2 separate regions of the Mus musculus genome follow, and region 1 is linked to region 2. The links are chromatin contacts, found by Hi-C or POLR2A ChIA-PET in ENCODE. All regions are on one chromosome and are shown on one strand. The core of a region is the stretch at or near the end of the contact, and the rest is flanking DNA. Distances in the headings are between cores, read along the strand shown.

Region 1 (3,030 bases), core at 468-2,967, 71 kb after region 2:
GGAGCTCTCTCTTCCCAGACACACAGCTCTCTCCCACAAAATAGTTTAATGCAACTTAATGGCTTGAAGTTGATGTAAAAATTACAGGCACACGGCTGGGGTGGGGTGGGGGCCTCGTAAGAAATCCTTTAGAAAATATAATTGAGTTAATGGAGCCATAACTGCGGCTCATTTTGGGGGTAATTGGCCCGCTTTTTGTCACCCCGTCCATTTACATACTCCTGTTTTCTTTTTGCGATTGATTTTTTCTTTATAAAGTGGGCCACTTTACTGCAATTTTTACAGCCCCAGTGATGAATAAAACCTCATCTTCCCGCTCATTAAGACACTGGAATTAGCCGGGCCCAGGGCCCCACCAGGCAATTTGCTTAACAATCCCAAGGCCGCAGCAGCAGGCGGGGCCAAGCTCCGGAAGGTGGGTCCTGGACCCTGATTCACCTCCCAAGGAAGGAAAGGAGGACAGAAATCTGCCTCTAACTACCCAACCTTGAACTTAACACATCCTCTCTCTCCTCCCGCCTTCCTCTCCTGCTGAAGGCTTCTTCGGCCTTGGACTCTCCTCCCTACAGCCGGCCTCCTACTGCTGTCACTCAGAGGCCCCACCCACCCGCCCCTGACTGCAGATCAGGGTCACGCTTTCTAGAAAATACTATTATTTTTAATTATATATATATAAATCTATATACACACAGAGTGAGTGTGTCTGTTAGCACAATGGAACATAAAACGGAACCGGAGCTCTGGGAAGGGTGGGTGATCCAGCACCGAGCCATTCTCTCTGCAAAGGCAGGAATAGTAGGCATCCTTAAACGGGTCGGGACCAACTCACCTGCCACTGGCAACCTGCTGTTTGATTTTGACTTTACTCTCTTCTTCCAGTCCTATGACCAAACCCAGGGCATCCTGGGTGCTAGGTTACCACCGAGCTCTGCCCCTGCTCTCTCTTTACCTTCCGTTTCCAGACAAGGTCTCTCAAAATTGCCCAAACTGAGCTTGAACTCCTCCCTGTAGCTGAGGCAGGCCTTGAGTTTTGATCCTTCGGCTTCAGTCCCCCCCCCCCCCCCAGTAGCTGCAATCAGAAGCCTGCAAATGCCAGGCCTAAGTCACTTGGCTATCTTCCACGGCATTGTACATGGATCCACGTGGGGTTTTTTTTTTCTGACTTTATAATACTTCCATACATGTGAACAGGCCTCCTGCATCACACGCTCCTGCCATGAAATACTGTACCACCATAATTTCTGTCTTAGTTTCTCTTCCAGTTGATGTAAAGAATTCTTACCAGCTAGGCATGCCGGTTCTTCTGTCTGGTTTGTGCGGCCCTAGCAGTCTCAGCTCCTTAGAGGAGCACCTTTAAGGGCCCCCACCTGTCTCCCAACATCGTTTCAAATTTGTCTGGGGATCAGACTGGAGCCTGTACTAACAGGATTTGGGTGACACTAAACCATAGGGGCCACACTCAGAACCACTGCGCCAGGCCAAATCCTCGGTGTAGGCAGTCACTGTGGGCAGCGGGCCTCACCTATGCCGGGAGGAGGAGGAGGAGGGTGCGTCCTTAGGCACGACCCCCCGAAACCTAACACCCCGCTAGGCAGAAAAGGAGGCAGGCAATGAACTCAGGTAATGGAGAGTCAAGGGCTCCGAGCTAAGTGACCTTATCTCGGCAGCCCCCCAAACTTGGACCCACCCGCCAATGGTGCCCTCTGCTGGCCATCCCAGTCTCTGACAGGAAGGCTAATTGGCTCAGGAATCAAGCATAGTCGGTTCTGATTGGTCACACTGGGCCGGTGGGCTAGGATACTGTGATTGACAGCCAGATCAGGAAGCAGTCAGTCGGAAAAGCTGTCTGGGCACCTTGTTTGGATCAAGCTCTTCATACAAACAAGAAAAAGCCTTTCTCCTTCCCACCCGTACAGCGTGGCTCCATCCCTGTATAATCACAGAAGTGGAGTTACTTCTGACCCAGAAGCCTCCACGCATGCTCTGACTATGTTAGAGTGTGAGGAGAGCCACAGTCATTCTAAGAAAGCTGGTTGTCAGTCCTGAGTGTCAGTCCTGAGTGTCAGGTTGATCGACCTCTTCTGAGGAGAGTGCTTTGCAGCTGAGCTGGGTTACACCTCTGCTTCCTTGTTTTCCTGGAGAGAGCGTGTGGGGCACCCGGGACACTTGTAGGCAGATTGTGGGATGGAGAACGGACAGCTCCATCCCTGGAGGCAGGTGTCTACTTTCTGGAGAGGATGGGGATGCAGGCAGGGGTTACTGTTATTCATGGTGTCCCCTAGAGACATAGGGGATTGGGGGGAGTGTAGGATGGTTTAGATTCCAATTGTGTCACCTCCTTCAAGGTCTGAGTGGAAGGGCTCTTTGGCAACTCTTCAGGGGAGGCAGTCCACGTGCCTGCCAACCTGGACTCCTTGCTGAGAGGGATGGGAACCCTCTAGCCTGTGCCACACAGTAAGGCATTCTGGACTGGCAGGGCACAGATAGCTGCAGACCCTTGAGGACAGGAAGCCAAGACTTTAGGGACAGTGAGTACAGCCGCAGGAAAACCCGCAGGACCCGAGGAAGTTCACCAGAACTAGAGGAGATACATGAGCCTTTTTGGAAACCATGGACGCCAGTGCCAAGTCATACAACTGCCTGGGTGCTGTGGATGCCTGTGCTCTCCCATGACAAGCAGAGTCGTGGGTAATGGGAGCCAAGTTCCCTATACTTCACCCAGGGTCTGTCCCGGATGCTCCTGGCTGGGGTGCTTCCTACAGTATGACCTGACCACTTAGATACCTCACAGCCACCCCCATGGTCCCTCTCCATCCCTTGGTCCAAAGGGAACTTCACGTTCCCTCCATGGGTCCACAGACCCAAGTGGACTTTGTGGTCCCTGGATTTCGAGCCTCAGCTGCAGGATCCCTGTCCAGGCGTCACTGTTGATCCTGCTGCCTGGGGCAGGCCAGGTCCCCACTCAGGCCCCTATCTTCAGCATTTGTTGGTTCTGACTCCAAGGTCCTCCCTCCTCAAATGGAAAAGCGT
Region 2 (3,051 bases), core at 321-2,820:
TGTCTCGAAAATCCAAAAAAAGAAGTTGTCAGTGCTCCTGGAATAGCAGAAAACCCCACCCTGATGCAGTATCCCTTCCTGCTATGTCAGGATCCCCTCCGTACTAAACACTAAACCCACCAATGGGAACAGTGCAGAAGGATACTGGCGATCTCTTCAAACAGGTAGCCTGGACATGGGATGCTATCATCTGAGGTCCCCTTCAACAGGATGGGGAGCTGTAGGGGAATGAGGGCCATGGTGAGCTGCCATCTTAGACAGGGTAGGTCCCAGCCACTGAAGGGAATGGAAGCAAGCCTCATGCTGACTGGGGCTAAAACTGCCCAGGAGAGAGTCTGGGCAGGGCCACAGTCACCCTAAGGGCCACAAAGCAGAGCTGCAAACAGGCTCTGCTCTGGCATGGAGGAGTGACCCGGGAAAGAGGAAAATCAACAAAGGTTCTCTAACGAGGTCAAGATGAGGTTCAGCCCCTGCCTCCTACACTAAGTAACAGCAACAGAAAGAATCTCAGGGCTTTCTGTGCATTGGATGGGTGAGACTACTGGGTACAGACCCAAAGAGTGAGAACCGCTCAGCTTGGGGACTTTAAGGTTCCTTGAAGATAGCAAACTTCCATCTTATTGAGTCATGAATCAGCTTGGTTGTGCTTGCTTACTTACTTCCTTGCGTGTCCCTGCAAGCCTATGGTGTTTACTTGGTTGAAATCTGGGAACACCTCATCTCATCCATCAGTATCTGGATGAGAGGGCGAGGTTTAGGAACATTTAAGACAAGTATGTCTTCACCGTGCTATTTGTCTACAGTGCCTTCAAGGGGATCTGTAGGGAGGGAGCTGCACAGTTCAGTACTTCAGATCTTGTCCCAGACTTGAGTGATCTGATCTCTTGTAGCAGGGACTCTTAAAAGCCTAAGAAGGGTCCCTGGGGCCACTCAGTGCCCTCAAGATCCAGTCAGAAAGCTCAAGGCAATCAATTTATTGCAGTCAACAGCTGGCAGCAGGCTCCGCTCTCGCCACCCCGTGGCTATGGCCTTCCAGATGCCCCCTGTCCCCCAGAGATGTACGAGCTTCCAGGATCTTCTGAAATGAAGCCTGGGGAGAGCCGATGGGCCCCGCTGGAGATCGCCCGCCGCCCTTGGGGTTAACCTTCTGCTATCACGGCAGGCACACTCATTCTCGGCAGCTGCTGGACAGTGTCTGTCCCCGCTAATCTAGCGAGGTTCCCGGGCGCCGGAGGTCAGCACACCCGGCGAGTTTCACTCACCCTATGCAAGAAGCTCAAGCGGTCCCGCAGGGGCGGCACAGCTGCCATGGTCCAGGTAACCTCCCAAACTGCCCCGCTTCCGCCAGGCTTCGATCCTCCAATCGTCGCGCTCCTCTCGCTCCCCCGACCAATCGCTCGCAAGGGGCGGGCACGAAGGCGGGAACATCTGCGTCTCAGCCAATCCAAAGTCTCAGCAAGAGACGGACAAGAACGGCGACCAATTACAGAAGCACAGGACTGTGACTCTGACCAACCAGAAAATAGGATAGGCGGAGAGTCCGGATGTTCACGCGTTCGACTCCGGAAGAGGCAGGGCCCAAGATGGCGGCGCCCTCGAGAGCCTAAAAGGACCGCTCATGTCTGTGAACGGAGCGGTGTGGGGGCGTGTGCGGAGCCGTTTCCGAGCCTTCCCCGAGCATCTGGCGGCCTGTGGAGCTGAGGTACGGAGCGAACGGAGCGGAAGCGGAAGCGGGATGGGTGGCGACTCGGGTCAGGTCCCTGTACTGTCCCGTCTTCCCTCAGGCCTCGGCTTATGGCAAGTGCGTGCAGGCGTCCACCGCCCCAGGAGGCCGCCTGAGTAAGGACCTCTGCGTTCGCGAGTTCGAGGCCCTGCGGAGCTGCTTCGCCGCCGCGGTAGGTGGGCGTGTCCCTGCTACGTCATCTCTGTCTGGCGTCCTCTTTTCCGCCAAGCAACTCCAGTGACAAGGGGACAGGGCCTCCAGTTAGCTGTTGGCGTCTTGCCGATGGGCAACCCGATGAGACCGACCCCAGCTCCACTTGGTTTCTCCCAGCAATTCCTGCTAGATGCCAGGGCAGTGTCCTGCTAGGCACGCACCCCTGACGCACCCTGTCCCCGAGGAGTAAAGTGCAAGGTCCGCAGCAGGTTCTCCCTGCAGCACGGAAGCGATGCTGAGAGCCGCTTGGGTTCTTGATCCTGGCCTTTTTGCCCATGACCCCTCCACTAGAGCTAGGGTCGGTGGTTAAGAACCCAGGGTGACAGACACACTGCATCAGAAGCAGGTCCACAGTAGCCTCGGCGGGAATGAGGAGCAGTGTTTGAGTTGACTACAGCCCAGCCTCACCTACATACAGCCTTTGGTTTCCCGGCAGAGGCTGTTCAGTCGTCAGGTGTTGCGCTTTTCTTGTTCCTTCTAACTTGACACAAGCCTTTACTCTTGTGGTTGGTGGCCAGCAGCTGTCATTGAAACCCTAAACACACTCCTAATGCTCAGAGTTTCTGCTGTCCCTGCCACCCTCTCTGTGGCTGACCAGAATTGTGTGACTCCATCTGCTGCTTTGCCTGGACCAGATAAAGGCACCCCCCTGTGGTTCCCCCTCCATCCCTGCCCATCTCATAACAGAAACTCTCAGTCACAGGGGCCAGGCGTCCTCTGTAGGTGAGCCCAGGCTGGGACCCCCCGAGACACACTAGCATCTCAGTTCTTTAGCGTGGTTGGGATAAGGTGGCATTTGATGTGGTAGATGTCTTGCTTTAAGCCATATCTAAACTGGAAATAAGTCACTGAAACAAAATGCTTTCTCTTCCAGGCCAAGAAGACCATGATGGGAGGCTCCTAGGAAGAGCGGTGGGCGTGGAGGCCCTGTCCTGACAGCACGCATATGGGCAGCAGAGTTCCTGCTGTGTAATGGTTCCTCCCACCCTGAACCATGGGCAGGCAGGGCAGGGCTGTTTCCCGGCAGTGTGTACATGAGGATCTGGATTTGGTTGAGATGTAACATGAAGATGATTTAATTTTGTATAGTTTCAGACTTTTATATATAAAGCATG

The links. Hi-C counts contacts between places; a loop is a spot of excess contacts on that map. ChIA-PET counts read pairs that join two places held with the same protein, here RNA polymerase II (POLR2A).
Region 1: POLR2A ChIA-PET joins it to region 2 with 12 read pairs in embryonic stem cell. The contact joins the enhancer-like site here to the promoter of Ndufaf8 in region 2. A Hi-C loop is called at or near these places in 1 of 37 maps with a recorded cell type or tissue (T-helper 1 cell). POLR2A ChIA-PET finds 5 or more read pairs at or near these places in 3 of 5 experiments (all embryonic stem cell).

Annotation. Positions count from the first base shown.
Region 1 is chr11:120,167,757-120,170,786 of GRCm38, forward strand. No RefSeq gene overlaps it. Among named protein-coding and RNA genes, the nearest start is that of Gm39486, 3.8 kb to the left of the region's middle. Within about 2 kb of position 1,718, at least 2 of the 3 ENCODE cell types and tissues checked have a DNase peak (open chromatin) inside an H3K27ac peak, as active enhancers do.
Region 2 is chr11:120,097,364-120,100,414 of GRCm38, forward strand. Ndufaf8 (NADH:ubiquinone oxidoreductase complex assembly factor 8) reads left to right here and starts at 1,571. Exons shown (of 3, transcript NM_001110242.1): 1 at 1,571-1,702; 2 at 1,785-1,895; 3 at 2,811-3,051. The coding sequence starts at 1,619. The coding sequence ends at 2,840. It overlaps Tepsin (TEPSIN, adaptor related protein complex 4 accessory protein), which reads right to left and starts at 1,368. Exons shown (of 13, transcript NM_183137.2): 1 at 1,263-1,368; 2 at 146-218. The coding sequence starts at 1,310.